Regions from separate parts of the Homo sapiens genome. Here region 2 is linked to region 1. Evidence: chromatin loops called from intact Hi-C (ENCODE). Cell type or tissue: chondrocyte. All regions are shown on one strand. Each heading gives the region's core, and the rest is flanking DNA. Links, peaks and the distances in the headings are about the cores only.

The links. Hi-C counts contacts between places; a loop is a spot of excess contacts. Peaks named below come from ENCODE experiments on the same cell type or tissue, not always from the same donor. Only the 100,000 strongest peaks of a DNase experiment are listed, where the experiment ranks them.
Region 2: it touches region 1 in a loop (2.1-fold over the local background); 5 of 110 quality-filtered maps call a loop at or near these places.

The regions. Positions count from the first base shown.
Region 1 is chr9:134,535,701-134,551,306 of GRCh38, forward strand. It overlaps LOC100506532 (a long non-coding RNA gene), which reads left to right. Exons shown (of 3, transcript NR_188441.1): 3 at 9,220-9,563. Among named protein-coding and RNA genes, the nearest start is that of COL5A1, 98 kb to the right of the region's middle. RefSeq lists enhancers at 3,001-3,633, 9,555-10,320. In chondrocyte, for the core only: no CTCF peak of the experiment used is centred there; a DNase peak (open chromatin) is centred at 8,951.
Region 2 is chr9:134,467,054-134,482,659 of GRCh38, forward strand. LOC105376311 (a long non-coding RNA gene) reads left to right here. Exons shown (of 5, transcript XR_007061841.1): 2 at 11,830-11,989; 3 at 12,740-12,908; 4 at 15,171-15,394. Among named protein-coding and RNA genes, the nearest start is that of MIR4669, 95 kb to the left of the region's middle. RefSeq lists an enhancer at 8,488-8,989. In chondrocyte, for the core only: a CTCF peak has its summit at 8,375; no DNase peak of the experiment used is centred there.

The DNA.
Region 1 (15,606 bases), core at 7,987-10,486:
TTATTATCACTGTTGAATTAAGAAACAGGGGTAGCAGTTTCTGCACCCACCCCTGTCAGGGACCCTCTCCAACAGCCCAGCCCCCAGTGGCTGCATCTCTGTGTCCCTGGCACACCTCACCATCATGATGGGGCTGGAGGTGGACATTGGTGAATACATATCCCAACTCCCTACCCCTGAGAGGGAGGGGAATTCTGGGCCCTTTTTCCAGAGCATCACCGTAGGGTTCCCCATCACCCTCCCTGGGAACTGGCTTCACATAATGTAAAGATAACCATTTTAAAGTAAGCAGTTCCATGGCATTTAGTACCTTCATGATGTGAGGCAGCCACCACCTCTGTCCGGTTCTAAAACATTTGCATCACTCCAAAGAGAACTTTGTACCATGTCCCATCACCCCCCTCCAGCCCTTGATGACTGTGGATCTGCTATCACCGCCGTTATTCCCCCTCCAGCCCCCAGCCCCTGGTGACTGTGGGTCTGCCATCACCGCCGTTATTCCCCCTCCAGCCCCCCAGCCCCTGGTGACTGTGGGTCTGCTACCACCCCCGTCATTCCCCCTCCAGCGCCCAGCCTCTGGTGACCGCAGATCTGCCTTCTGTCTTGGAGGATTTGCCCGTTCTGGACATTTCATGGAGATGAATCACACAACATGTGGGCTCGGGTCTGGCTTCTTTTCTGAGGCTCTGCCGTGTGGTCGTCTGTGTGAGAGCTCTGCTCCCTTGCATGGCTGAGGAACATCCCATTGTCCGGATAGACCACCGCGTGTGGACCCTCCTCTGCTGAGGGGTATCTGGGCTGCTTCCACCTTTGGCTTCTGTGAATTGTGCTCTAGGAACCTCGGTGAACACACACTTGTTGGAGTCCCTGTCTTCAGTTCTTCCAGGCACACACCTGGCTGTGGAGCTGCACGTGCTCTCTCGATGGCTACCCCCCTCCCCGGTGGCCCCTCTCCCCCCAGCATTCTCTCCATCCTTGGGTCCTTGTGTCAGGGGTTGCTTCTGGGGAAACGGAAATGTCACAGAAACTTAACAAACGTGAGATCTGTTAGTTCTGGTTCTGAGTCACCTTCTCTAAACCTGTGCTGTGCAATGTGGAAGCCACGGTCCGTACTTGGCTGTTTCAATGCAGGTGAATTTAAAAAGATGGACTTTAGATGCAGGTCCAGAGGCACAGTGGCCCCATTTCAAGTGGCCAGTGGCTACCGAATGGGACAGGGCCGATATAGGACGTGCCCATCATCGGGAAAGTTCCACTGGACAGTGCTGCTCTATATTTTTGGGAAATATTTTGTACTTAAAAACGTGCCCCAAAGAACCCCAAAGTGAACAACGAAAACAAGCCATTTTGGAGCATGAGAGTGGCACGGGTGCAGCAGGGGCAGAATCGGTGGGGCCAGGATCAGCGGGGGCAGGATCCGCAGGGGGTGCCGGCGGTGCTGGCTTGAACGAGCTGACTCCGAGCCCTTGAAGCTAGGGCTCAGCCTCTCAATCTGGAATGTGGCCCCTACAGAGCTGGGTGGGTCTGGGGACATGGATGAGGCTGTCCCAGGTGGGGCAGGTCAAGGCACTGCTTAGAGCAGGGTTCAAAGCTGGGGCGTGCAGACCCAGGAGGCCGTAGGGTCTGTAAAGCACCCAGAGGCCGGTACAGCTCCAAGCCCCAGGGTGCCTGGGGAGGGCAGGCAGGGCCAGGCAGGGGCAGACCCTGAGTGGGGGCTATGTGCCCCCTCCCATCTTCCAGGAGCAGAGCACGTGCTGGAGCAGGAGTAGTGGGGGCCACCCTCTCCATAGAGCAGGTCTCAGGCCAACCAGCTGGGCAACTGGACAGGCCCAAAAGGCCCCTGGGTCTCAGTTTCCTTGTGTCTGAAATAAGCAGGGTCTCTGGTCTCCTACAGGGCCAGGGCACTCTCTTCCTCCTGGCTGAGCCTCTGGTGCATTTGCTGAATTTTGCCAGCACCTCGGAAGGACTTACCACATGCCATGACCCTTTCTGAACACTACAGAGTTTAGCTCATTGAATCGGTATGGCAACCCCATAGGGGGAATGGTCTTGTGAATCTCACTTTACAGATGAGGAAACCGAGGCAGGGAGGATAGGCAACCTCACCAAGGTCACACGGTCAGTTGGGGTCTGGGGGTCTGGCTGGGAGTCTGTGCACCTTACCACCAGGCCTCATGATCTGTCGATCTGTCCAGAGAGACTCAGGTCCCTGGGCTACTAGCTAGGGGTCACCTGCACTTTGGCTGGAGGCAACATCTTAAAGTAAAGGAAGAGCTTAGAGCCCTCAACCTCTGTCGCCCTGCCCGGCCGGCTGCCCCCACAGCCTGACGCCCGCCGAGATGCAGCAGCCTCCGCACTCTGCTCGTGTGGGACTGCACCAGGCAGCTCTCTTTGTGTCCAGGATCCCAGCAGCCCAGGCCGCATGACCTCATCCCCGTCCACACCCCGGGCCTCACACTAAAAGTGACCCTGCTAGCTTATTGTTTATTGGAGGTTTTGTGGAAACCTGAAGAAAATAAAAAAAACTACGAACTTTTGGAGTTGGGCAGAGTCTGTCTCCCTCCAAACACAGCATTGTTGCTGCATGTTTGAAGGTTCCTCCTCCCTGTGCCACGTGGACGGCAGCGACCTTCTCCCTGGGACGGACGTTCAGAGGAGGGAAGCGATGTCCAGCCCTTGGAGGGGCCTGGCTGTCCTTTGTGGGGTTCTGAGTTCTTCCCCCTTTGTGACTCTTAGAGCTGCTCTAAGCTGGGTTCTCACTCCAAGAAAGCAATCGGGGTTTTTCCATCGGCTTGCTCCTGTCCCCTTGGGTGCCAGAATTGTAAGCTGGAGATGATTAAACAGAAAGTGTGGGAATCCATAAAAACAAGGGTGCCAGGTACTGCAGAGGACCCACTCTGCACTCGGCCTTCCTTCCCCAGGTCTCCCAAGGCTGACCATGTGGAAATTAAAACATCATCTTCCAGGAAATTAATGAAAACCGAATTTATGAGGCAGCTGTTCTCGGATGTGAACTTTCTTAAAGGACCAGTGGGCCCAGGGGTGAGGTGCGGAGCAGCCCCCTCCCCGACCCTGTTGCTGCCATCAACCCGCCGCTCAGCAGAGCCTTCTATTTGGAAATGAACCCACAAAAGGCCTCTGGGTACCAGGGCCCTGAGCATGCGCCACGCTGGGGTGGATAGAGAGGCCGTCACTTGGTCCCTGGATTCATTCTCCTAGGACAGGGACATCCACAGGGGCTGGCCTTTCCATGCATGTGGGGCATGCGGTGCTGATGCACTGTTGGGGTTGCTCTGATGTGCCAAGGCCCCTCCCGGGCCCCACAGCCATTGCTTCATTTGTAATCCAAGTCGCTAAATGCAAATCAGCCAGCACGGTTTTGGCACCACTTCTCCGTCAGTGAGCTGAAGCGGGGTGGACTACATTTCTAAGATTCCATATTTATAGTGGCTGCCATTGTAACAGACTTAGCAGTGGGCTAAGCATTTCATAAGCACAATTTTATTCTGTCCTTGCAAGAATCTGTGGAATGGGCTCTGTTGCGTTCACCTCCAGTTTACGGAAGGAAAAACCGAGGATCAGAGAGGGGAGGTGACTTTCCCAAAGCAGCCCAGCCAGCTTGTCCAGACTCCTGTCCACTGTGCTCCACTCGGTTCAGGAGTTTCAGAGGTGCATGCCAACGCCGGGCAGACAGGACTAGAATAAAACCCACGCGTGGATGCTGCTTCCCTGCCCGAATCATGGCATCTCACAAGCCCAAAAGTAGGCCCTGGAGGGCAGGAGCGGGCAAGCGCATTCCCTGGGCTTATCATGATCCAGAGGAAGGTGGGATGTTTTGCCAAAAGCGTGCCCTCTGTCCACACAGAGAACTCATCTCAACTCCTGGGCTGAACTGAGGAGCGAAAGGTATTTTCCATATTGTGTTAAAGTCATCTGTATGGGAGGCGTGCAGATGGAAATAAAATATTTACCATTTGGAACAAAATTTCAACTGGAGCAAAAAGCACTCTAAGCAAAGGATGTGGGGGGAGAGGGGAAGATTTCAGACACAAACAGCTGCTGCCCAGCTGTGGCCGAGGGAGAAGGATGGGAACTGTTGTTGGGGACTTGGTCCTGAGGCTGGGGCCAGGGGTGTGCTTTCCTCCTCCGGGAGTGCTGGGCTTCTTCTGGGACCTCTCCTGGGGGCACCTCAGCTTGGGGGTGCTGCCTGGGTGCCCTCCCCTGCCCTTTGCTCAGCACTGTGTGCCAGGCCAAGGAGGCCCCGACCTCGGACGCTTTCCCAGCCCTTTCATGGACGTCCCCCTCTTCCACCTCCCTACCCAGCCCATCTGCTCGCGTGTCCTACCTCCTCCCTGTCCCACAGGGAACTTCACTGTCACCCCATGGTCCTGCCGTGGCCAGCTGTCCTCTGAGCACCTTACCTGGACACCCCACAGAGATGCCCCAAGAGACCTGGGGGAGCCCAGAAGGTGCAGCTGGAAGGAACCATGAGACCTGGTCAGTTAGGGAAACTGAGGACTGGGTGGGAAGGGAGCTTTCTAAGGTGACTTGGGGAGTGAATGGCCGAGTGCAGGCGTCCCCTGAAAGGCTGACACGCTCCTACGCCACCATCTCTCACCGACTTCGAGGTTGTGTTTCTAGAGGGGTGGTCAATGTCAATGCACAAGATGGTCTTGGCTGCGCCGGGAATAACTACAGACAGTTATTTCCTTATCAAGGGAGCGGCCTTCCCACCCCCATGCTGCAAACACACACTTGCTGGCTCCCTGGAGTTGGCTGTGGGTCTCTCCTGAGAGGAGGGTCCCACCTGGCAGTGGGAAGGGTGAAGCAGTTGTTAGGAGACAGAGCCCCAGGGCCCTGAGGCTTTGGGCCTGGACACTCCTGTGGAGGCCTCCAGAGTGGCCCCTGGAGACACCCCCTTCCCATGTGCTTGAGGGCCCTGTGGATGGTCCAAGGCTGGCACCAGGGAAGGAACCTGGAACTTCCTGGGTGAGAAAACCCAAAACCATGGATGTGTGAGGCATCTACTCCTGCCTTCTTTGTAGCTGCTGGGGGCTGAGGCCATGACATCCCCAGGCCCTGACCTCCAGAGTGACCTCCACGCTGCCTGGGGAGGCACCAGAGTCATCGTTTCAGCGACCCCGGGACCTACCTTCTCAACTGTGGGACAATCCCCCTATTGATTCTCTGGTTCAACGAGAGGGAAAAATCCTCCTGAACCTCCGCCAAGGGTGTGGGGAGCTGGTCTGGACCAGTTCCAGAGCCGGAACCCAGAGGAGGGGGAACACTCCCAACTTTTACGGCTGGCTTCAAATCACTTCCTGGAAATGGCCGAGTGCGGTCTGTAGCCCCCCTGGCCTCGTTGGAGAGCAATGTTCCGTGCAGGGGAGGAGGGTCACACTTGTCACAGGCCGCCTGGCCAACGCGGCCTTAGGCTCAACAGTCCAGAGGGGCTGCGGCTTTGCAGGGGAGGAAAAGGCCCCTCGTCTGGAATCCACGGAGCCCCTGGGCAATCGTGTATTAATGATCCTTTTCGGGATGCTGGGATCTGCCTGCGGCATCCTCCTGGGACAGCGACGGTCTCAGGACACAGCAGAGTCATCAGATCCGCCTGGTGGTTACAGCACTGCAACCCCGCATCGGGTCCACCCTACAATTTGCTGTTAGAGTGCTTAGCGAAGCAGGATCAACCTCAAACTTTTTGGGAGGGAGATCTAAGTCCTTTCAAGAAACGAACCACTACCCAGAGCACCCTGTGCCCACCATGATGACAGCAGCACTAGGCAGGGATTGGACACACACTGCACGCCAGGCTCTGTATCACGAGGCTCACACCCCTCCTTCACTGTGCCCCACGACGACTGGCGAGAAGGCGGGACTGCTGTGTGACCTTGGGCAGTTATTGAACCTCTCTGTGCCTCTGTTTCCTCGTCTGTGTCATGAGGATGAGGAGGGTACCTACTTCACAGGTGGCTGTGAGGATCAAGTTAATGTTCCCAGAGGACCTGGAGCATTGCTCACTGTTCGAGCCCTAAGTGTCTGAGCAACATCGCGTGTTTTAAGCAACGGGGTGGTGGCCATTCTCCTGGGTACATCTTGGCTGACTCCGTAAAAAGATGAAATAAAGATGAAATCCACTGCCGTAGAGATTCTAATGCTGAGGGTGCAGGGTATACGCAGTTTAGATACCGATTTGTGACCACACTGGCCCGGCAGCCAGCGCCCCCGTGGCATCACACCAGAGCACGAGGGTCACCTCTTCTCCAGTACACCAATGCCAGGTATTGAAAACTTCTTAACTGTTGCCAGGAGAATGGGTCAAAAATAATTCAAGTTGGTGTTTTAGTGTGTTCTCACACTGCTGATAAAGACATGCCCAAGACTGGGTAATTTATACAGGAAAGAGGTTTAATGGACTCACAATTCCACATGGCTGGGGAGGCCTCACAGTCATGGCAGAAGGCAAAGGAGGAGCAACGTCATGTCTTACATGGCAGCAGGCAAGAGAGAGAGCCTGTGCAGGGGAACTCCCATTTATAAAACCATCAGATCTTGTGAGATTTATTCACCACTACAAGAATAGTATGGGGGAAACTGCCTCCGTGATTCGTTATCTTTACCTTGACACATGGGGATATCGAGGTGAGATTTAGGTGGGGACACAGCCAAGCCATATCAATTGGGTTTGCGTCTCGCAATACACATAGCCTAGTTGTTTTCCCTTCCTTTGAATTGTCTGCTTCCTGTCCACTGTCTGTTTCTCCCACTGATTTGTACAAGCTCTTGTATGTTATGGAATTGAAGCCTTGCTCTATCCTGCAGCAATTTTTCTTTTTGTCCAGGTTGTCATTGTATTTGAATAATATGTGAGATGCTTACACATGTGTGTGTATGTATACACACATTCACACATGCATACATGTAGCATACATGTGTTATACAGATGTGTATACACATATGTGTGTGTGTGCGCTATACAGAACCTTCACGTTTCATGTACTCCAATCCATAGACATTTTGACATCACCTTTTTGGTGCCATCTAGAATCGTTCATGCTCCAGGATTGTATTTTAAATCCACACATGGCCTTTTCCTACTTTTTTATGTGTCATTTTTCATGTTTTAAACTCTCTCCTTCTGGAATTTGTTTTGGGGTAAGGAGGGAGGTAAGAATTCCATTCTTCCTTCAGGTTTGTTTCTCCGAATGTCAAGGCATTTGCCTCCCCACGCTTTATGGGACAGTCTGTCTTCTATCTTCAGTTTATCAGAATCTAAGATTCCACATGTCTCTCTGGACTAATTTCTGGACTCTGCTCTGTCCCATCGATGGCTCCAGTACCAAGGTGGCCTTGATACCACAAACGGCTACTTAGGCAACTTCATTACAGGATCAGAAATTTCTGGTCTGTCCTTGTAAATTAATTATTTTATTTGAAATAAAAATCATCTGTTAAGCACCCCCCTCCAGCGCTGCAGAGAATACTACTAGAGGTATTTTAATTAGCAGGATTGAATTCAACTTGTAGATAATTTTAGGAGAAAATGGCAGTTTTACCTTTTTTTTTTTTTTTTTTTTGAGATAGAGTCTCACTCGTTTGCCCAGGCTGCAATACAGTGGCACAATCTTGGCTCACTGCAACCTCCACCTCCTGGGTTCAAGAGATTCTTCCTGCCTCAGCCTCCCGAGTAGCTGGGACTACAGGTGTGCACCACCATGCCCAGCTAATATTTGTATTTTTAGTAGAGACGGGGTTTCTCCATATTGGCCAGGCTTGTTTCGAACTCCTGACCTCAAGTGATCTGCCCGCCTCGGCCTCCCAAAGTGCTGGGATTACAGGCGTGAGCCACTGTGCCTGGCCCAGTTTTACCTTTAATGAGTCTCCTATGCACCAGGAATTTCCTCTTTTTTCCATTTTTGTCTTAGGTTACTTAATAGAGTTTCTAACATTTCTTCACGTAGGCCTGTGCATTTCTTGTTAAACATCCGTAGTTATTTTGAACGTCTTGGCATTTTACAGCTGAGCTCTCTTCTTCCTTTGCACGTGCTCCAGGCTTTTGTTTCTTGGTGGGAAAGCAGCTGATTATCGTGGAAGGATTTTGAGCCAATAGCCTCTGTGGGTCGGGCATGGCTGCCCCTCCTCGCTAAGCCTGTGTGGCTTCTTCATGCCTCACATGTGGATTCTCCACCCTCTCTGTGCAGGACAGGACTTGGGCAGGGGACACAGATGTCGTAGGGGTGTTTGAAGTGCCAGGAGGGGGTGTCATGTTTTCTGTTCATTTTTTTGTTTTGTTTTTTGTTTGTTTGTTTGTTTTTTGAGATAGGGTCTCCCTTTGTCACCCACGCTGGAGTGCAATGGTGTGATCTCGGCTCACTGCAACCTCCACCTCCTGGGTTCAAGCAATTCTCCTGCCTCGGCCTCCCAAGTATCTGGGATTACAGGCGTGTGCCACTGTGCCTGGCTAATTTTTGTATTTTTAGTAGAGACAGGGGTCTCACCATATTGGCCAGGCTGGTTTCAAACTCCTGACCTCAGGTGATCTGCCCACCTTGGCCTCCTAAAGAGCTGGGATTACAGGCGTGAGCCACCGTGCCTGGCCGATGTTTTCAATCCTAGACTAGCTTTCGTCCTTTCATCCTCATAGTATTAAAAGAAAAGTAAAATCCGGAGAAGTGCAAGGGGTAGGGCTGCGCTATCCTGCGGCGCCCACTTTCACCAGCTGCAGGGAGCCGCTGGCTTGCAGTGAGAGCAGCCTTTAGTAACTAAGGTTCCTTCCTTCGGCTCACTGGAATCAGCCAGAAAATACCAGCGGCATGAGTCATACATGGGTGCCATTCATCGTCCATGGGGCAGCAAAGGAGGCCATTGTCCCACCCCAGAGTGGGCTGCCCTGGAGGTGGGGTCCTCCCGTCCCAGAGGCTCCCGGCCCTGCAGCTTTCTCTAGGGTTCGGCTCCTTGGAGGCATCTGACTTGGCAGAGATGAGTGGCCGGTCTGGCCAAGCCCCCGAGATGGTGTTGGTCCTGCCTGTCTCCCTGTTCCGCCTCTTGTCTGACCTAATCCCTGGTTCCCCTCCCCTGACAGACACCCACCTACCCTGCTTCCCACGGTTCCCCGCACGGCACAGCCCAAGCTCTCCTAGCAGATGTTCTCAGCTGGACAGGGCAGGATTGTTGCCTTCAAACAACAACAGGCTAATTTTCTTTTCTCCTTTTAAAAAGCATCCATGTGCTCATAAGCAATGGGAGTGAATGAAGAGCCAGGCCCAGCAACAGAGGGGAGCCTGCCCACATGGAGCAAAAGGAGCCGGACACCAGATTCACCCACGGCGCGATCCCGGTGACGGAGGCAGTGTGAGCAGGCAGGCGGCGGCCACTCTGGGGAAGGGAGAAGGAATGAGGGTGAGAGGGGCACAGAGGGCCTCCAGGGAGACGGTCCTATTGTGCCTCTTCTCCTGGGTGTCTGTCACCTGCATGCAAACTTTGTGATCATTCACTGAGTCACGTTTTCTTACATGTCTCCTTAAAAACAGTTCTTAAAAGCTCCAATGTGTATTTCACTAAGATTCACTTTCCTGAGTTGTGAAGTCTGAACTGGGGAACATCTGGATTTCCAGGCCTCAGGACATCACAGACCACGTTTCACATATCAACAACACGACGCAGCATCGGTCAGGGTGGAAATTGAGAATGAAAACCTTTCCCAAAGGCCGGCCCAGAAGCAGGCCATCTCTTATCCTTGAAAAGTCCCCAAAGACTAGTTTTAGCATCTGAAACTCATCTTTCCCCTCCTAAATCTGAACTTTGTGTTGCAAGGAAACCTCACGTTGCAAGCGTGTGTGTGCCTTCTCCCGAGACCCAGAGCTCAGCCTGTGTCACACAGGGAGCCCTGTGGCTGGGTGAGGCTGTGCCCTCGCCGGTGAGAGGCAGCACTCCCTCCACCGTCCATCCTGGGTTGAGATTTCATTCTGCAGGGTGAGTGGAGTGCCGAGGCGCCGTGCCCTGGTTACAGGTTCCAAACTCACAGCTGCCTTGTCAAATGTCCCTGTCTCAGGCAGGAAGACCCTATGGTTTGATCTCTGGGACCCTTGTCTGTCTAGGACCCTGCTGGGGCCACCTGTGCCTTCTCCAGGCGCCGGAAGGGCAGGAGAGCCCCGCCATCCTATTTCCCAATCCCTGGGAAGAGGTTTGGTTGATGGGGAAAACTGCAGCGTGTGCTCCTTCTGGTGAGTTCTGCATTCTTTCCTAGTGAAGTATTGCGCATGGAAAACCAGAATATATGGTCAGCATTCTTCCTATAAACGGGCGATTGTACGCTGTACAAGAATGACTGAGCAATGCCTAGGGGGTGGCCACGGTGTCCCCTCCCCATCCATGTGGTCCCAGCATGGAACTGGGTGGCTCGGTACCCGACGGACACGTGGCTGCAGACGCGCTGTCTCGCTTCCGTATTTCCAGTGGGGACCTTGCCGAAGCGTGGCTGTCGTTTACGTGACCGTCCTGTGCCTTGGTGTTTCCTTAGCCACAGGGCCCCTTTGTCACATTAATCACTTGGGGGAAGTCCTGCATGTGAAGGGGACTGAGATGGGGATGCTGGAAGCAGGGGTGCTGGCGTTGCTGCCCGGGGAAGCCTGCCCACTGCCCTGCGTCCCACCTTGGCTGCTCCCTGTCCCAGAGCAGCCTCTGAGCCTCCTCAGTGGGCTCCCGGGGGGCTGCAGAAAGCTCAGGAAGGACTGGTTTCTCACTCCTGCTGAGCCGCCTTTGAGCAGATCCGTCTCCAACCCGTCTGTATCCAGGCAGGCTCGAGTCCACATGTGAGAGCCGTTTCAGCCTGAGGCTTGCCGAGAATGTGTACATGGGATTACTTTCTCACTGGCTTTCAGCAGACTCTCAGATGTTTTCCGAAAGAAAGAAAAGTTTGGCTCTGAACCATATTGAAAATCCCAGTCAAGAATTCCACACACATGCTGAGAAGCAGTTCAGCCTTTTTCCGCGGCTAGTTGACGTGCAGTTAATTCTTCCAACAGCCCCTGAAAGGGAGTCGATGAACAGTCAATCCCCATGGGTTTTGGACAACTGATTACAATCACACTCACCATATGTTAGAATGTGCCACGCGGACATGGCCTCCTCTTGCTGGGAATGGCCTGAGCCTCCGTGGAGTGAAAACTCACAGCCCTGCCCTGAGGGGCGATGCTCCGGGGACACCTGCCCCTGTCTGCTGAGATGGGCAGCAACGGGTGACTCCTCCAATGCCCCAGGGTGGTAAGCGGGACCTGGCAAAGCACCTGGCAGCCACCACCCTCTTCTTCCAGTTATGACAGACAGAGCCGAGGCCTCCACCACGGGCCTTCTCTCCCATTACACCTGGCTAGGGGCACCATTCATGTTGGTTTGGGGTCTTGCAACCAAAGTGTCTTAAGACGGGCTCTCTGGAGTCCTTGGAAATAGAGAATTATGTATGGGTGGTTTTGGGGAAACGCTTTTGGGACCAACACCTAAAAGGGCGTGAGGGGTGCAGCACAGGGCGGAGGGAGGAGTTGAGTGGTGACGCGGTCGTGAACTCGGGCGTCAGCCCGTCCTGTGGACGGCTCTGGAGCTGGGATTCCCTTTGGAGTTGTCCTGCGTTGAGGTAAGCGGGCTGAGCCTCCGGACCGACTCCCATGCGGTTTGTCCTGAGATGTGGCTGGGCCTGGGAGCGGGCGTGACCTCACACAGTGCAGCTCCCTTGGGTGCAGGGCAGCTGGCAGAGACTCTGCTGTGATCCGCCGGCAGCTCCAGGCCCGCCTGGAGTGACAGCCTTGGTCTTGAGGGTGGCATCTTGGGCACACGAGAACATTTGCTGCAGCCTCCTCACTTCCTCGAACACTCAGTTACTCTGCGAGAGCTTCGGCTGATCTGTTTTTCTGGGGAAAGGTAACAGAAGGGTTATGGGATAAACCACGGCACCCTCCACCCTCGCCCGGTTGCAGCCAGCCTCGTCATTTCTCCCCTCAGCCACCCATTCTCAATTCCCTTCACCCCCGCCTGTTGCCTCTGCTGGTCTGGCCTTAAGCTGGGTGACCCCCACCCTTGCCCCTCAGGTCAGTGCCCCGGTCACCAGGCCCTTCTCCAACCAGCTCTTGCATCTGTCCTGTCACCCTCACACATGCTTAGGGGTGTGCGCAGAGTTGAAACTGTGTTCTTCCCTCCCCTGTTGTGTGGCAGCAGCACCCCACCCCCCCACGAGGAGCAGGCCCAGTGACTCCGGCTAAGAGGCCAATTTCCCGCTTCAGTGACCATCTCCTTCTTACGCTGCTGGTCTGTTGGCGTGAGGAGCCCACAGTGAGCAAGAGGCAGTCAAGGGAAACTGGAGGGGACTCTTCCTGTGTCTCTGGGGACAGCAATGCCTTAGGAGAAACTGGACTCCTGGGCTCACTGGGCCCGACGTTATGAAGACAGGAAGATGAGCTCCCTCACCCAATCACAGGGGTGTGGTGAGTGGGACCTCCCCTCTCCCTTCCCTTGGCTCTTAGACTGGTGTATTCTACCCTCTGGGTGCACAAGGCCATTAGATGGTCAGGGACGGGTGTCTGCCGTTCTGGAGAGGGGCCCCATCCTCGCTGGCAGTCTATGTCTGCTACTGCAACAAAACGTCTCAGGCTGGGTCATCTGGGGGCAGCAGACATTATTGCTGACAGTACTGGAGGCTGGGAAGTTCAAGATCAAGGAGGCGAAGGAAGGTTCGGTGTCTGGGGAGGGCCTGGTCTCTCACTCCAAGACAGTGCCTTGAATGCTGCATCCTCCGGAGGGGACACGTACTATGTCCTCACATGGTGGAAGGCAGGAAGGCAAAAAGGGGTCTAGCTAGGTCCCTTGAGCCCTTTTATAAGGACACTGATCCCATTCATGGGGCTGCAGCCCTTATAACTCAATCGCCTCTGAAGGGCCCCACCCTTTAATACTATCACATTGGGCCTTAGGCTCCAACATGTAAATGCTGGGGGGACGCACACGTTCAAACCATAGCACTCACCCTCCAGCGGCCTGTCTCCAAGTCAGAGTCTTGCAGCCTGGTCAAAAGGCCCCTCTGTCACCCGTCAGGCCAGCAGCTTCTGGGTGGAGCAGCCCTGTGCTGGGACCAGCGCAGCCGGTGGCGTGCGGGTAACTCTCACCTCCTCCCAGGCCCGCTCAGGGACATCGCGCGCAGAGCCAGGGTTTGGAGTATCTGCCCCGGGGAAGTCGACTCGGCGCGTGCTACAAAGTGGGTCTGTTTTCTAGGATTTTGTTTACCCCAGAGAGCTAAGATTGTTAAACATGTACTAGCCCAGCACTGAGTATATCTCACTTTCTGTGCCAAGCAGTGTGCGCATGCTTGTGTGTGTGCCTGCGTGTGTGTATATGCATGTGTGTGATTAAACACGTGTGTTACTGTGTTTCAACCTCACTGCTATCCCGTCTCATAGGTGTCATCTCCACCGATGAGGAGGCTCAGGTGAGTCAGGTTAGGCCCCTCCCCAAGGCCACGCACTTAGGATGTGGCAGAGCCGTTTGAGCCCAGGTATGTCCGACTCAGGAATCCTCCTTCTTAACCGCACTGACTACCGTATGTGGACAGTTGTGTTTCCCTTCTGGCTTCAGTACCTTCTGTGGCTGGCACCCAGACCATCTCTGACTCTGGCTATCCGTAGAATCCATGCTTCCATAAGTCTGTTCTCTCCGGGCCCCTCGGGAAGCGGGAGATCCGGGAGATCCAGGGTGCCAGAACACCTTCTTGGGCTCTCACCGACTTTCTCAGGCAGCTGGAATTCCGGGAACCCTCAGGTGGGCACAGGGCCAGGCCGCCCCTAACATCGTGAGCATCCGTCTGGGAGTCTACGCAGCCGTGGTTGTCCCTCTGTGCCAGCCTGAGGCTGGGGGTGGGGATGTTGTGGAGGGAGCAGGCCATGGGTCACTGGAGGAGCTGAGGGTGCCTCATACCATTTCTTTTGGGGACAGTTTGCCTCCAGAGTCCTGGCAGGGGGTTTGTGGGAGAAGGCAGGGCCCCGTTACCCCACATCAGCTGAAATAAAAGAAACATGCGGCACACACAGTCAGTAAGACAGAGCCACCGAGGCAGCCATCTGAGGGAAAGTGACATTTTCACTGGGCTCTCTCACCCTTGCTGAAGGGCACAACCTGTTTTGTTTTCAGCTGCAGGCTGGGTGGTGGAGGCTGGGTGGAGAAGGCTGGGTGGTGGAGGCTGGGTGGTGGATGCTGGGTGGAGAAGGCTGGGTGGTGGAGGCTGGGTGGAGAAGGCTGGGTGGTGGAGGCTGGGTGGCGAAGGCTGGGTGGTGGAGGCTGGGTGGAGAAGGCTGGGTGGTGGAGGCTGGGTGGAGGAGGCTGGGTGGTGGAGGCTGGGTGGTGGAGGCTGGGTGGAGAAGGCTGGGTGGAGAAGGCTGGGTGGTGGAGGCTGGGTGGTGGCGGCTGGGTGGTGGAGGCTGGGTGGTGGGTGGTGGCGGCTGGGTGGTGGCGGCTGGGTGGTGGCGGCTGGGTGGTGGAGGCTGGGTGGTGGAGGCTGGGTGGAGAAGGCTGGGTGGTGGAGGCTGGGTGGAGAAGGCTGGGTGGTGGAGGCTGGGTGGTGGAGGCTGGGTGGTGGAGGCTGGGTGGAGAAGGCTGGGTGGAGAAGGCTGGGTGGTGGAGGCTGGGTGGTGGCGGCTGAGGCCTCTCTCTGAAGGTCATCCCTGGCAGTGGTGGCTGTGCCTGGGACCCTCTTGCTTTCCCTGGGGGCCTCCCGGAGGAACAGCTCTATGGTGTTTCCGACCAATCCCCTTTCTTTGGGTCTTGCTGGTTATAAAATGGGAATATTCATTTCAAGTGCCGAGCCAATGCATATTCTTTTCCCACCATCATAAAAGACTTGCTTCCTAATGACAATAACCTTCATTGCAGGCCGTCGATTGTCATCTCTGTTTGTTTTTCCACTCCACCTTCTCAGCTCCTGTGCCACCTCCCACCCCACGTCTTGTTGACTTCATGTTTATCCTTCACTCACTCAACAAGCACATGTGTCCTTAGTGATGCCCCTGCAGCCCCTGTCCCATCTGGCACTGTGTCATTCAGGTGTTCCCGCCTCCCCGGACACCTCCTTCGGCCCCCTCTCCTGGGTGTTCTGGACAACTGCGGCCACGTGTCTGCTTTGCTCCAACTCTGAGTGGTCTCAGGCAGGTCCTTGCCCCTCTGAGTTTCAGTTTTATTTATAATGTAGAGAAACGGAGAACTTGTTTCATAAATGATCCTCACCAATTCCACGTGGTGGCCCAGAGGGCTGTGTTGAGAAGGACTCTGAGGAGCAGCCCAAAATTGACAGGAGGGAGGGCTGACCAGCAACGTGTGTTGTGAGAACAGGAGGGAAGGGGGCCAGGTGGACACTGGCTCTTTGCTGTCCTTGGACTGGATGGTGCTTCAGCACCTGCATCTCTCCGCCTCTTCACACCTGTCCCGCTTTACATCCTCCGTGTGGGAGACGTCACACCCACCTTCAGTTTAGAGCTGGGGCCGCTCTGTTCCCCAGGGCCGCAGCTGCGGGGCAGAGCTGGTTGTCAACTGCGTGTGAGGGTGGAATCGAAGGGGTCCTCTGTGCTGGAGGAC
Region 2 (15,606 bases), core at 7,392-9,891, 69 kb before region 1:
CCAGGTCTGCACTTGGGAGATGGGGTCACCTGGTGCTGGGCCCCTGAAGTATGCCGATGACCTGGGCCCTGCAGAAGTGTCCAGCTTGGGGAGGCGGGAAGCAAAGCAGAGCTCCGGGGTGGCCTTTGATTTTCTACTTCCCCCAGCCCCATTCCAGGGACCCCTCCACCCTGCTACACCCACCTGCATGCAGGGACATGAGCCGAGAGCCCAGAGGGGACCCGTGAGAAGGGAGGGAGGAAAGTGAGAAGACTCCGGTACCAGCAGCCTGGAGTTACACTGGGACAACCAGACGCTCCAGGGTGCATCAGCAGAGGACGACCCTGTCCCTGAGCAGCTCCCAGGCGGCTCTGCCATCCTGGAGGCCCCTGGGGCGCTGTCCTATCAGCACCAAGCAGCTGTGCTCCCAAACTCTGGGGCGTGCAGCCTCAGGGCAAGGTGGCTTTGGGTGGCTGATGGTGCCCCCTCAGGGACTCTGAGCAGGTCTGAATCTTTCTGAGCCCTTGTTTCTTTAGGTACAAAGCAGAGATGCTTACCTGCCAGATGGAAGGTCTGGGGGAGGGGAAGGGACTTCAGAACACGCCGCTGGGGCATAAAATTATTTTGTGCAGGAGGCATTTGAGTTTCAGAAACCCCTTATCTGAATAAAAGCAGAGCCCCCCAAAAGAACTAGAAATAACTCAACTGCTGTACATCCCTCCCTGGAGTGGCCAGGGAAGATGGACTCTTATCATAGTCAGTGACGAGAAACCTCCATAGCACACGGATACGGGCGTGGTCCCAGAGCCACGCTACCCCAAATCTGTCCACCTCAGGGCCCATTTACCTTTCCAAAAAGCCATTCGTTTTCCTGTGTGTGCCCTTCTCCTTCTCCCCTGATTTTTGTGTACCTCTAAGAGGATATGTAAGCCCCAGATTCTAACCACTCCTCTGAATCCCATTTTCCTGTGGTCTCCCATGTACATTTCTACATGAAAACATTTTTTTCCTCTTCCTAATCTGCCTCTTGTCAGTTTAATTTGCAGGACACAGTGGCATCATCAGAGATGGCAGAGCTCTTTCACTCCATGGGAACTGCTCTTGGAGCCCCTGGCCCCTTGAGGGGACCTGAGACTCGGGGAGGAGGGAGGTCTGCTTATGTCAGGGTGGGGCTGGGCTGACCTGTCTCCATGCACATCAGGCAGCCTGGGTCCTGTCTCAGCCTGGCCAGCATGATCGACTCCTATTCCCACGTCCGAGCCCTTTGCAGGTATTACCTCCTTTCCAGAAGGGGCTGCTGCCTTTTGTTGCTCTTCCTAAATCAGGTCCTGGGCCAGGTAGTTTAGGAGCAATGAGGTCCTTAATGTTTATGGCCCCGTGCCCTCCTTCACAGGTGGGGGAGCTGAGGGTTTAGAGGGATGGCGCGACTTCCCCCGAGTGCCCCAGCAGGATATGAGGCCAGGCTGCTACATCCATCCCAGGACCCTAGGGCCCTGCAGGCGGAGGCTGGGACCTCTGCACCCACCTCAAAGGCCTGTCCATTTGCAGGGCGGGACTGCCCACGAGGCTGGGCCTGATCCAGCTCCAGACACCAACCCCATGGAATCCCAGTTCCACCTGGGGCAGCCTGTGATGAGCAGGTCACCTCACCTCTCCAAGCCTTGGTTTTATGTCTGTAAAGTAGAGGCAATGTTATCCCTCGCTGCACAGGGTTGATGCAACGGGGCAAGAAATAAGGTGGGGGAGACAGGCTGCCTGCGTTCCCCCCAACACGCATGCTCCCTCAGGAACCCGATGCCTGTGCAGCCTTGCCAGGCTAGCACGGGGACCTGCCTCTCAGAGGCAAGACCCAGAATGCACCCATAGTATGGCCACTTGATCTGGGACCCTGGCAACCTCCTCCCCTGTCTCTGGGCCTCAGTTTCTCCCCCTGCACCACGGGGGGCTACGCTAGTTGACTGGAGCCCCTTCTTGGCCCAGTTTGTGCAGAGCATGAAACCAGTCACCCGGGTGTCCTGCTGGCCTCCCAGACCATGCGATGCTGCTGGTTAGCAACCACAGAAACAAACGCATCAAGAGGCATTCCTTGGCTTTAAAAAGAGGCCGTTTGAAGAGGCAGGCCGGCCTCCCCCGCCCGGTGTGCCCGGCATCTGGGAGGGGCAGGGCTGGGAAGGTGATGAGTGCATGGCAGCCAGACCTTGGCTGGCCGGAGGAGGCCGGCGGGCTGGGGCCCTGGCTTTGGTCAGGCTTGTTTTATGTCAGGGTGACTTGGGCCGTGGAGGAGCCGCCGTCTTGCCAAAACAATGTTTAAAACATCTCGGAAAATGTGCAGCCACTTCTTTTCCACGGGATTCATGCCGAGTCTTCCTGGCTTGTTGGGGAGGGTTGAGGACTGGCCAGGAGGGAGTGAAGAGGGCGGCCACAGGAAAAAGAGTGAGAGACTTTAGACTGAGGCAGGGGCCTGTCCCTGCCCTGCCTGCCCTCCCTGTCTCTTCTCTCCCTGTCCCCCACCCCTCACCACCCACCCCAGGAAGTCAAAACTCTGTCTCTGTTTCTCTCGCCACCCCAGGCCACCCTAGGAAGTGGGCACTAAACCCATTTCACAGATGGGCAGCCACAGTGCTGGGGTAGGAAATGAGGATTCTGACCCACCCAGCGTGGGGGCTGGGAGCTGGATCGGCTACAGAATGTGTAGAGCCTCTGCAAAGAGAAAACAGAGGTCCCACATTCCAGATGGAAATAACTAAGAATTTTAAGAGGGCAACAACAAAGCATTAAACCAACTACAAGACCCTCCTGAGCCTGGGTTCTCACGAGCCGGGGTCCTCCTGAGCCTGGGTCCTCCTAAGCCTGGGATCCTCCTGAGCCTGGGTCCTCCTGAGCCTGGGGCCCTCCTAAGTCAGGGTCCTCCTGAGCCTGGATCCTCCTGAGCCTGGGTTCCTCCTGAGCCTGGGTCCTTCCATGTCAGGGTCCTCCTGAACTGGGGTCCTCCTGAGCCTGGGTCCTCCTGAGCATGGGTCCTCCTGAGCCTGGGTCCTCCTGAGCATGGGTCCTCCTGAGCCTGGGAACTTCTGAGCCTCGGGTCTTCCTGAGTCAGGGTCCTTCTGATCCTGGGTCCTCCTAAGTCTGGGGTCCTCCTGAGCCTGGGTCCTCCTGAGCCTGGGGCCCTCCTGAGCCTGGGGTCCTCCTGAGCCTGAGTCCTCCTGAGCCTGGGGTCCTCCTGAGCCTGGGTCCTCCTGAGCATGGGTCCTCCTGAGCCTGGGAACTTCTGAGCCTGGGGTCTTCCTGAGTCAGGGTCCTTCTGATCCTGGGTCCTCCTAAGTCTGGGGTCCTCCTGAGCCTGTGTCCTCCTGAGCCTGGGGCCCTCCTGAGCCTGGGGTCCTCCTGAGCCTGAGTCCTCCTGAGCCTGGGGTCCTCCTGAGCCTGGGTCCTCCTGAGCCTGGGGTCCTCCTGAGTCAGGGTCCTCCTGAGTTGGGGTCCTCCTGAGCCTGGGACCCTCCTAAGTCAGAGTCCTCCTGAGCCTGGGTCCTTCTGTGTCAGGGTCCTCCTGAACTGGGGTCCTCCTGAGCCTGGCAACTCCTGAGCCTGGGTCCTCCTGAAGCTGGGCCCTCCTGAATCAGGGTCCTCCTGAGTTGGGGTCTTTCTGAGCCTGGGTCCCTCCTGAGCCCAGGTCCTCCTGAGCCTGGGACCCTCCTGAGTAAGGGTCCTCCTGAGCCTCAGTCCTTCTGTGTCAGGGTCCTCCTGAACTGGAGTCCTCCAGAGCCTGGAAACTCCTGAGCCTGGGCCCTCCTGAGTCAGGGTCCTCCTGAGCCTGGGACCTCCTGAGCCTGGGAACTCCTGAACCTGGGGTCCTCCTGAGTCAGGGTCCTCCTGAGTTGGGGTCCTCTTGAGCCTGGGGTTCTCCTGAGCCTGGGACCCTCCTAAGTGAGAGTCCTCCTGAGCCTGGGTCCTTCCATGTCAGGGTCCTCCTGAACTGGGGTCCTCCTGAGCCTGGGTCCTCCTGAGCATGGGTCCTTCTGAGCCTGGAAACTTCTGAGCCTGGGGTCTTCCTGAGTCAGGGTCCTTCTGATCCTGGGTCCTCCTAAGTCTGGGGTCCTCCTGAGCCTGGGTCCTCCTGAGCCTGGGGCCCTCCTGAGTCAGGGTCCTCCTGAGCCTGGGTCCTCCTGAACCTGGGGTCCTCCTGAGCCTGGGTCCTCCTGAGCCTGGGCCCTCCTAAGTCAGGATCCTCCTGAGCCTGGGTCCTCCTGAGCCTGGGTCCTCCTGAAGCTGAGTCCTCCTGAGTCAGGGTCCTCCTGAGTTGGGGTCCTCCTGAGCCTGGGTCCTCCTAAGCCTGGGAACTCCTAAACCTGGGTCATCCTGAGCCTGGTAACTCCTGAGCCTGGGGTCCTCCTGAGCCCGGGGCCCTCCTGAGTCTGGGGTCCTCCTGAGCCTGGGGTCCTCCTGAGCCTGAGGCCCTCCTAAGTCGGGGTCCTCCTGAGCCTGTGTCCTCCTGAACCTGAGGCCCTCCTAAGTCAGGGTCCTCCTGAGCCTGTGTCCTCCTGAGCCTGTGGCCCTCCTGAACCTGGGTCCTACTGAGCCTGGGTCCTCCTGATCCTGGGATCCTCCTGAGCCTGAGTCCTCCTGAGCCTGGGGTCCTCCTGAGCCTGGGTCCTCCTGAGTCGGGGTCCTCCTGAGCCTGGGATCCTCTTCAGCCTGGGACCCTCCTGAACCTGAATAGTCCTGAGCTTGGCTCTTCCTGAGCCTGGAATCCTCCTGAGCCTGGGGCCCTCCTGAGTTGGGGCCCTCCTGAGTTGGGGGTCCTCCTGAGCCTGGGTCTTCCTGAGCCTCGGTCCTTCTGAGTCATGGTCCTCCTGAGCTAGGGTCCTCCTGAGCCTGGGTCCTCCTAAGCTTGGGTCCTCCTGAGTCAGGGTCCTCCTGAGCCTGGGGTCCTCCTGAGCCTGGGGTCCTCCTGAGCCTGGGACCCTCCTGAGTCAGGGTCCTCCTGAGCCTGGGTCCTTCTGAGTCAAGGTCCTCCTGAGCTGGGGTGCTCCTGAGCCTTGGTCCTCCTGAGCCTGGGTCTTTCTGAGCCTGGGACCTTCCTGAGCCTGGGTCCTCCTGAGCCTGGGTCCTCCTGAGCCTGGGTCCTCCTGAACTTGTCCTTCTGTGATTCAGGTCTTCTTGAGCTCAGCCCCTCCTGAGTGTGGTCTCTTTGGGACAGTGGGGACACAGCCTGTTGGTCTGTAGCCTTGCTCACCCCGATGACTGCTCAGACCCGCTCTTCATTAGTGGTGGGGCGGTGCAGAGGTCTTGGCTGTGCTTGGCCCTCCGGCTGGCTGCAGGGAGCTTTGGCAGAATCCTCTAGCCTCCTGCCTGGCTGTCCCTGAGGGGTGGGAGCCAGACTGGGCATGAGCCCTGTGGGTGGCTGCCCCAGCCCTGGAGTTGCTGACAGTAGTGGGCAGGAGAGGCTTTCTGGGCGGGGACCTGGCCCCTGCAGCCCCAGAGGTCAGTCAGAGGTGGGAGGCTGGCTGGGGTGGAGACGCCTTCCTTGGTGGTGTTGCAGGCCTTGGGCTTGGAGGAGCCATCTGAGTCTCAGTGCCTGCCTTGGTGGGGCAGGGGTGGCCTGGCCCTGCCCCTTTGGAGCTACTCGCCCGGGGCAGGTCGCTCTGCGCCTCTGGGAGCCCCAGTTCCCCGCTGGCAATTTGGAGCCCTGGGGGCCCTGGCCCACCCCACTCCCAGGGCCCCTCCACTCTCAGTTTTTCCCAAGGAAAGCCTGGGTGGTCTGAGGCCTGGCCTTCCCCCTTTGAGGGTCCGAAGAGTCCCTGATCATGGCCAGGGCCGGGCTCACTACAGATGCCACTTCCACGTTCCCTGAGTGCCTCCTGTGTATGCATGGCCCTGGGCTCCTGGCTCCTTCTCCCTTGGGCGTGGAGGAGGTGGCAGGTCCACCCTCTCCCAGGTGAGGCCCCAGTGTTGAGTCTCACACCCCGGGTCACAGCACGGTGGGACTCCGGCTTGGACTCTCAACTTCACCCCCATCTCCAGGGGGCTGGCGAGTGGATAAGTACACCCCTCCCCAGGCGGGAGGGACACAGAGCTAGGGCTCCAGCTTCCAACCAGAGGTTCAGAGGGGGCCTACAGAGGAAGCTGACCCTCACAGCGCCACAGCCCTGGCCAAGGTGCACAGCGTCCCATTTTCCGTGTCCCCTGGGAGGCCCAGTCCCCCTCCTGGAAGATGCCTGGCCCTAAGTTGCTGTCTTCTTATTCAAATGGACTTCTGTTGGCTCATACGGTCCCATCAGCTGCAGTGGATGTTTTGCATAATGACGATTTGGAACTCAACCTATTCTACTAGAATGTCCAATTTAATGCCAATTAAGTCTGGAATTGAATGATGTTCTCTGGGAATCCTGCACAGATGAGCCTCAGTGGCGCTGGCTGCAGAGACCGTGATCACTCACTTTGGCTTCTTGGAACCGCCCTAGCACAGGGCTGTGGGCTCCCTCACCTGGCCTGGCCCTCGGGCTACCCCTGCCACTGCCTTGATGGGAGAAGCCGCTGGATGGGCAGCCTCACGTGTGCTGGAAGAAGTCCTGGCCTGGAGGTTCGGAGGCAAGGCAGGCTGGGAGGTGCTCCTGCTGATGTGGATGGCTCTGCCTCCCTTCCTTTCTCACTTCCACCTCCTCTTCCCAGCCCACAGGCCTGTCCCACACCTGTTCCAGGAAGCCTGCCTGGACTGCCCTCCATCCGGAGTCTCCGACGTCTCCGTGCCTGTTCTGGTGAGGTCGTTCCATGCTGGAACCTCTCTGGCTTTTGCAGAGAAGCTCTGAGGTCCTCTGGCTGACTTGCGTTCATCCTGAAAACATTAGGCTCCGGGTGGCCCAGTCTGTGTGCCGGAGTGTGGCGTGGAGGCTGGAGGCTCGCCCTGCTGTCAGCTGACCTGGGCTGGCGCCTGGGGGGCCCCTGGAACTGGTGACTTGGGGGGCTTGTAGGGGTGGCTATCTCCCCGCTTTGGGTTGATGTGAGTCACACACACGGTGCACGGGTGTGTGAGCCAGCCCCAGTCAACGAAGCTGTTAGGACTTTTGTATTTATTTTGGACAATCACCAGGGGGGCCAGGGTGACTGCAGCAGAGTGGGCTGGGAGGGCAGAGAGCAGAAAGGGCCGGGTGAGGACTTGCCTCTTCCTGTAAGATAGTGTGTCCTGAGCGTGGCCACCAGGCCTCCCTCACTGTCCCTAGGGTGAAGTCTAGCTCCTCTGCTGACCCCTGTGGAGTCCCATGACTCCTCCAAAAGGCTCGATTCCCACAGCCTCCCCTGGCTGGAGCAGCCCAAGCCGTGCAGGCTTGCGGATCCCACGGGATGTAGGGGCTCTGGGGTTGCCCCGGAATCTTCCGAGAGTAGCCTCCTGGGTGCTCCATCGTGGTGGGCTTCCCCAGAGAGTGCCTCACGTTTGGGGGCGAGGAGGGCACTTGCTGAATGAAGGCCAAAATGGGGCAGAAAAATGCCCGTGCTGTGCAGAGCTGGCATCTAAGGCCATGCTGGCCCATGAGCATCTTCCTGTGTCCTGACAGCGGAACCCGGAGGCAGAGGGCTTGCCTGCCACTCTCACTCTGAGACTCTTCGAGAATGAGCTTGGTGACCCTCCAGGCCCTGGCCCCGATGGAACCTCCCTGGAGGGGGCTATTGGCTGATGTACTTGCCCCCGCTGAGACCTGGGCCTGCTGAAGATGAGCCCCCAGCCCCAGGGTGAGGCGCACAGCTGGGGCTCAGTGTGTGTTTGCTGAGTGGATGGCATGCCCGCTCTCCCCGCAGCAGTCAGGTGTCCCCGAGGCGGAGCCGTGGAGTGTGTCTTGCCACTAACGGGATAAGAGGAGGCCCCAAGCCAGCCCCTGCTCCATCCCTAGCCCCTGCCTCACTCCCTCCCACACCCCAGGAGCCCCTCTGTCCAGGTGCAACTGCCTGGGCCTCGTGGCAGTTGGCTTTGCCCTTGCACCTGCCTCTGGCTGGAGCCTTCTCAGAGGGCTCGAGGGGACGGTGCCCACCCATGGCTCTACACCGATCTGGCTTCTGCTCGATGCATCCTTCCTCCGGGTGCTGGGGGATGTCCCTTTGCAGAGACGTTATGTATTTTGTTCTCAGCTGTTTCCCTGGGGCCTGGGCTCACTGAGCAGGTGGAGGAAGCTGACAAAGTGTGGGTTTGGCTGCCGCCAGAAAGCCTTGCCTGGGCCTCAGGGGGCTGGGTGGGTTCCTGCTGCCTGGAGAGGCCTGGTGGGCACCCCCTGACCCTGATCGGCACCTTAGGACCCCGCTGCCCTGCTGTCTTGAGAGAACGAGGAGCAGATTCCCGGGGAAGCAGGAGGGGTTCGGGGAAGGAGCAGATCCCCGGGGAAGGAGGAGGGACCCGGACGAGAAGGGGCGCTGCACTCCACGCAGGATGTCTCTCCACCCTGAGCCTGCGGGAGGCCGGTGGCATCTGCAAACTCTGCCACGTGGACAGGCTGCACACTTCTTTCTCCAGGCGTGTTCAGGAAATGAACTTTTCCTCCTCCTTTTCTGGGCCGTGTCCCGGGAGGCGGGGCCCCAGGCTTTAGGAAGGAAGGCAGCTCTGGCCTGGCAGTCGCTGCTCAGTGAGCCCCCAGCCAGGATGGGGTGGGGGCTGTGCTGGGGCCCTGGTGGGGTCCCCCTCCCACTGGCCTCTCTGCTTGGCTCCAACTTCAGCCTGCACAAGCCGCTCCCCACTCTGCTCGTCCCAAAGCCCAGAGCCTGTGTGGGTTTGCAGAGAGCCTGGGTTTGGGGCTGCAGCCAGGACAGCCACCATTCCAGCCCCGACACATTCCAAGAGGGTTCCCTGGAAATCCCTAGAGCCCCCAGAGCTTCTCTGACACTGAGCATTAGTGCATTCTGCCCTCAGAGCTGGAGACCCCGGACCTGCAACTGGCACCAGGGCTTGCTCGTCGCATCCTCACTCTAGGCGCCAGTTCCTCACTCTAGGCCCCAGTTCCTCACTCTAGGCCCCAGTTCCTCACTCTAGGCCTCAGTTCCTCACTCTAGGCCCCAGTTCCTCACTCTAGGCCCCAGTTCCTCACTCTAGGCCCCAGTTCCTCACTCTAGGCGCCAGTTCCTCACTCTAGGCCCCAGTTCCTCACTCTAGGCCCCAGTTCCTCACTCTAGGCGCCAGTTCCTCACTCTAGGCCCCAGTTCCTCATTCTAGGTCCCAGTTCCTCACTCTAGGCCCCAGTTCCTCACTCTAGGCCTCAGTTCCTCACTCTAGGCCCCAGTTCCTCACTCTAGGCCCCAGTTCCTCACTCTAGGCCCCAGTTCCTCACTCTAGGCCCCAGTTCCTCATTCTAGGTCCCAGTTCCTCACTCTAGGCCCCAGTTCCTCACTCTAGACCCCAGTTCCTCACTCTAAGCCTCAGTCCTTCACTCTAGGCGCCAGTTCCTCACTCTAGGCCCCAGTTCCTCACTCTAGGTCTCAGTTCCTCACTCTAAGCCTCAGTCCTTCACTCTAGGCCTCAGTTTGCCCATCTTTGTGAAGAGCAAGGTGGCCCTGAGACGGGTATCCACAAGCTGTGTGGGTTAAGATACAGGCTTTAGTGTTGGATGGCTGAGGGTCTGGGTTCCAGTGTGGCCAAGTCGGCCTGAGCCTGTTTCCCTGCCTATCAATAGGTGGATGAGAGGCCACACGGAGCCTGGCACCGCTGGGAAGGGCTGCTGTAGCCACTTCACCCACCCAGCGCTCCCGAGTTGCCTTCTCTGGGGTGTTCTAGAGACTGCTGGCCAGAGGACTTCATGGAGCCTTGAGCTCAGCCCTCCCAGCCTCCAGATGGTGATAAATACATTTCTGTTCTTTATAAATTGCCCGGTCTGGGGGTAGTTTTCTTTTATCGTGGCTCAAATGGACTAAGACAGAAGGGAAAGAAGAAGCCAGATTGGGTGGAAAAGGCGGCTGCATAGTGGTGCAGGCCTCATAAGGCCTAGTCCAGCCCTCTGGGGACCCCCAGAAAAGTGTCCTGCACCTCACTGCGTCCTGCCTGTTGGTGTCCTGCGGCACACGGCCGTGGCTCACCTACAGAGCGTGGGAAGGGGCATGACCTAGGGTGCGGAGGAGCTGCCAGCTGGAGGCTGTGTGCTAGCCACTCCCCGGGGCCGGGTGACAGGTCCCTCCTGAAGGGAAACCAGGGCAGCCGTCCCTGTGCCAACCACAGCAGGTCCTATGGAGAGGCCGGACCGATCACTCTTGGGAAGGCGGGCCCCACACTCTCATTTTATAGGTATTGAAACTGAGGTCAGACGGTGTGAAAGGGGCTTTTCCAAGGACCGGCCAGCAGCCATGTGGTGGACGGGGATGGAACTCAGTGGGGCTGGAGCCCTGTTTCTGGTCTGTCCTCCCGTGGGCAGCTGCTCAATGCAGCAGGTTGCGACGTCTATTTTGTTTGCCACTGTAGCCATGTCTGGGAATGGCTTAGCCATTTCTATTTTGAGCACCAACTGTGTGCCAGGCTGATGATTTTCCCAGAGAGGGGCTGGATGCATGCACAGCCTGGTCATTCTCACCAAGCTCCTGCCAGCTCTGCCACCAAGGAAACACCTGGCACTTGCAGCCGGCGCCTTCCGCAGGCTCCTGCACCCACAGCAACTCCAGCTGGGATTCTCTAAGCCTCCAGGGGCCAGGGCTTACCAGATGAGCTGCTGAGGGGCAGATGGATGAGCAGAACCACCCCTCCGCGAGGTCCTGCTGTCCCTGGCGGTGTGAGGTGGGGTGGAAGGTCCTTCTTCGGGTGTGCCCATGTGCCGGGCTGCTTGGCATGCTGAGACCCGGAGGGAGCCGGGCACAGCTGACGAGACCTTGGATGCCCTTTCAGACTTGTGAAGGAGGGAAAAGCTTCTTGTTTTAGTTTGCTCATGGGTTGGCAGGAGTAGTGACCTTTTAGTCATTGTATAAAGCAGCAATAAAATGTGATTTCGGGAGGAACTACTGGGTGGGAGACACCCGCGCTGACCTGCACGGGGCTCCCATGGGGGAGATCTGTCTGCCGGGCTAGGTGGGCCTCCTTGCTAGGCTCTGACTCACCTTGGCAATGGCGTGACCGAGTAGTGCAGTGGCTGGACTGAGAAGGACGAGCGGTCACGTGGTGTCTGGGCTGGAGGCACCATCCTCACCCCGTCTGTCCAATGAGGTCTGTCCTGGCTGAGTCTGGTGGCCTCTCTAGGACACGACGCTCATGTGGTCCATCCCTGGGGAGACCTGTCCTTCTTCCTTGGACCCAGTCACTCCGAATCTGTTTCCTGGTGGACTCCTTTGTTCTCAAATATCCATTGCTCTTGTGTGTATGCTCGTGTGTGATGGAAAACATTCTGGGCAGTGTTTTGGCCACTCTCTCTATAGTTGACAGAAACAAGAGAAAGCCCAGGACCCATATGTTTGTCCGTGGCCGAGGGAGAGGCCTCTAACCTCCTCTGCAGATGGCCAGGGGGTCTGTTACGGACTGAACTGTGTACTCCCCCTGCCTTCATATGTTGAAGTCCCAGCTCCTGGTGTCACTGTGCTTGGAGATGAGGGCTTTCTGGAGGTGATTAAAAGAGGGCATAAGGATGGGGCCCTGATCCCATAGGATCAATGTCCTTATAGGAAGAGATGAGAGGACTCCCTCTTCTTTCTCTCTCTCCCCACTATGTGTGGACATGAGGCAGGGAGAGGGCCCTCATTGGAAACCAATTGGCCAGCACCCTGATCTTGTACTTCCTAGGAATAGATGTCTGTTGCTTAAGCCCTCCAGTCTGTGGTATTTGTTATGGGCACCTGAGCAGAAGAAGACAGGTCCAAATGCCTTAATGCTTCTCTAACTAGTTCTCTACCAAATGGTTTCAGAGAGCCAGGAACGATGCTAAAGCTTCCTGATTCGTGACCCTGGCTAAGCAAATGTAACGGCCCCATTGACTCGCAGCCATTGGAGAACTGAGCTTAAGAATCTTTTGGCGGTCTGGAAACTTGGAAAAAGAAAGGGGCAACGTATCCCACTTGAGCCAAGGTAGGTTCCCAAATCACAAATGGCTCAGAAATCCGGGGGCCTGAGTGTGTTTTGGGGTTTGGGCCCCTCTCTCTTGCCAATGGGTCTTGGGAGCCACGGTGCGCTCCAATATGTGACTAGTGTTTTGTACTTTACAGTGCAGTCCTTTAAATTGCAGAAATTATTTTATCTAAAATGCTTCAGTATATAAATCATCTCTCCACTATTGCTACCAAGTGTGTGGCTGCCCTGCAGTGGGTCTAGTACCTAGTGCTGCATGACTGTGGCCCAAACTGAGCAGCTGAGAGCAACACACAGTTATTACCCCATAGTTTCTGTGGGGCAAGAGCCTGGGCATGACCTGACTGGGGCCTCTGCAAGGCTGCAGCCAAGGTGTTGGCCAGAGCCGGGGTCTCATCTGGAGGCTCAGCTGGGGAAGAGTCTGCTTTCAAGCTCCCGTGGCTGTCAGGAGGTCTGAGGTCCTTGTGGGCTGTCACACCGAGGGCTCCAGTTTCTTGCTGGCTGGAGGCTGAAGGCTGCCCCTAGGCCTCTCCCTCATGGCACTGTCTTCATCACAGCCCATGAGTGAGAGCGTCTCCTAGCATGCCTTCAAGCTCCCTAGAGGTTCTCTGGTTCCATTGAGAACATCCATGAGGCCAGTCTTTATCTCCTTACAGGACTGTTTGTTTGTGTGACCTGGTACTTTTAGCATCTGGTTTTTCTGAATTTTAGCAGAAGTTTCTGCAGTCACAATCTCAGGTTTTCCACCAGGCCATACTTTCCCGGCTGCTCAGAAGACATTTCTCTGTCTCCCCTGCTCTTCCCCATCTTGAATGTGGATGTCCTGGCTGGGAACACAGCAGCCAACTCGTGAGTGTGGGTAACAAGCAGGGACAAAAGACCACCAGAGTCACAGAGACGCAGCTGCGGTGACACCGAGGTGAGAATCATTACCAGCAGCCACTTATCTCAGGACTGTGGGGTAAGAAAAATAAACTCCTAGTGATTGCGACCATGAGATTTTGTTTAGGTGTATATTGCTACCTGAAGCTGACAGTATTAGATACCATGAATTTGAAGGTCATCCCTTGGTCATTAACATGTAAGCAGAGAAAAAAGTGTGGCCCGGAACAGTCTGGGGCATGCCCATGAGAAAGCAGGAGAGGGGGAAGCCCAGGAGAGCAGAGGAGCCGCTGTGTGTGGCAGCAGAGCCAGGAGCACTGGCAGAAGGAGCCAGGAGCGCAGCAGACACCCCGTGGCCCCACCTGTGCTTCTGCGTTTCTTAATTTCAGCACCATTTACCACTGAGAGGGGCTGAGAATTTTCAAAATCATCAAGTCCTTGTTCCTTTTTTTTTTTTTTTTTTAACAGTTCTGTCCTCAATATATCTCTTTCTTCTTGCTTTGTACTGTAAGCAGCAAAAAGAAACCAAACAGTACCTCCCATACTTTTCAGGGAAGCCTCTTTAGCTCAGTAGCCCAGCCCAGTCTCAACCCATCCTCCTTGCCGCATACCTGCAGGTGACGATTTTGCTGAACTTGCTCTTAACGACTTTGCAAGCATCTCCCTCCCTCCGGTTTTCAGTGACGTTGTCCTTGCTTGCTTCCGAGTCCTCTCTGGCAGTGATCTTTTTCAAAATTATTATTATTATTATTTTTGAGATGAAGTCTCATTCTGTTGCCCTGGCTGGAGTGCAGTGGCGTGATCTCAGCTCACTGCAACCTCTGCCTACTGGGTTCAAGTGATTCTCCTGCCTCAGCCTCCCCGTCAGCTGGGATTACAGGTGTGCACCACCACGCCTGGCTGCCTCCTGGGTTCAAATGATTCTCCTGCCTCAGCCTCCCCATCAGCTGGGATTACAGGTGTGCGCCACCACGCCTGGCTGCCTCCTGGGTTCAAGTGATTCTCCTGCCTCAGCCTCCCCGTCAGCTGGGATTACAGGTGTGCGCCACCACGCCTGGCTGCCTCCTGGGTTCAAGTGATTCTCCTGCCTCAGCCTCCCCGTCAGCTGGGATTACAGGTGTGCGCCACCACGCCTGGCTGCCTCCTGGGTTCAAGTGATTCTCCTGCCTCAGCCTCCCCGTCAGCTGGGATTACAGGTGTGCGCCACCACGCCTGGCTGCCTCCTGGGTTCAAGTGATTCTCCTGCCTCAGCCTCCCCGTCAGCTGGGATTACAGGTGTGCGCCACCACGTCTGGCTGCCTCCTGGGTTCAAGTGATTCTCCTGCCTCAGCCTCCCCGTCAGCTGGGATTACAGGTGTGCACCACCACGCCTGGCTAATTTTTGTATTTTTAGTAGCGGTTTCTCCATGTCGTCCAGGCTAGTCTCGAACTCCCCACCTCAGGTGATTCGCCTGCCTCGGCCTCCCAAAATACTGGGATTACAGCTGTGAGCCACTACGCCCGGCCTCTGGCAGTCATCTGAAAGCTCAGATTTCCACCAACAGTTTGCTCAAAGCAAATTAGGCTTTCTCTACCACAGTCTCCCAAATCACCCTCTGCCCCTGTCCAGTTCCAAAGCTGCCCCAACACTTCTAGGTATTCCTTATGGCAGCCCCCCACTTCCAGGTACTAAATTACCTGTTAGTTACTTAGTGCCGTATGACAACATTACCGCAAAGTGATTGGCTTAAAACAACACACGTTTATTATCTCAGTTTTCTGGGGTCGGGCACAGCTTAGCAGGGTCTTCATCTTCAGGGTCTCAGAGGCAGCCATCACGGGTGTCGGTTGCATCTTCGGTCTCATCTGCAGACCTGTCTGGGAGGGATCCCTCCCCAGTGCTCGTGGTCATTGGCAGAATCTGCTTCCTTGTGGTTGTGGGGCTGAGGGCCTCCATCTCTTGCAGGCTGTTGGCCGGAGGTCATCTCAGCTCCTAGCTGGGTATTAGCTGGAGGCTGTCCTCAGTCCAGTGCCGTGGGCCTCCCCAGCTTGGCTGCGTGTGGCAGCAAATCCAGCCAGGCGGTCCTCAGCAAGAGAGACATCACAATCTCACAGGTGGTCAGTGCCGGAGGGATGCCTTCCACCTTTACCACACTCCATGGGTTAAAAACAACTCATGGGTCTCACCCATATTCAACGGGAGGGGACTACCCAAGAGCCTGCATTCTGGGGGGCAGGGTAACTGGGGCCATCTTAGGCGCTGTCTACCATGACGAGGCTGTCACCTTCTGAATTGCTTACTCTCCTTTTGGTCCCCCAGATCCACTCGGCTCTCTTCTCTTCTGCGTCCTGCTCTATGGCCTGGGAAGCTGATCTCCAAGGATCGCATTCCTAGGGCTCTCTGGCCCATGGGCTTCCCGTTGGGTTTGCCCAATGGACAGCCATGGCAGAAGATCAAAGGGAAGATGGCAGGAAGCTGTCCCCCACTCCTCGCCTGGCTGAGTTCTGGCGATGGCTGCCATCCAGGGTCCTGAGTCCCACCAGGTATGGTCACCATGCTTGCACCGCTAGTGCCTCTGGGGCTGTGATGGCAAAGGCGTCCACCTGGGGCAGCCCTGCCCTTGCACTCGGTTCCTTCGACCTCTGGGATTTAGCTTTCTGTGTCCTGCTGGCCCTGACTGGTCCACCTCCTTCCTGGGTTGGCCATTCTGGGAGGAAGTGTCCCTAAATGTCCTAAATGTCTCTTGTTTATTGCA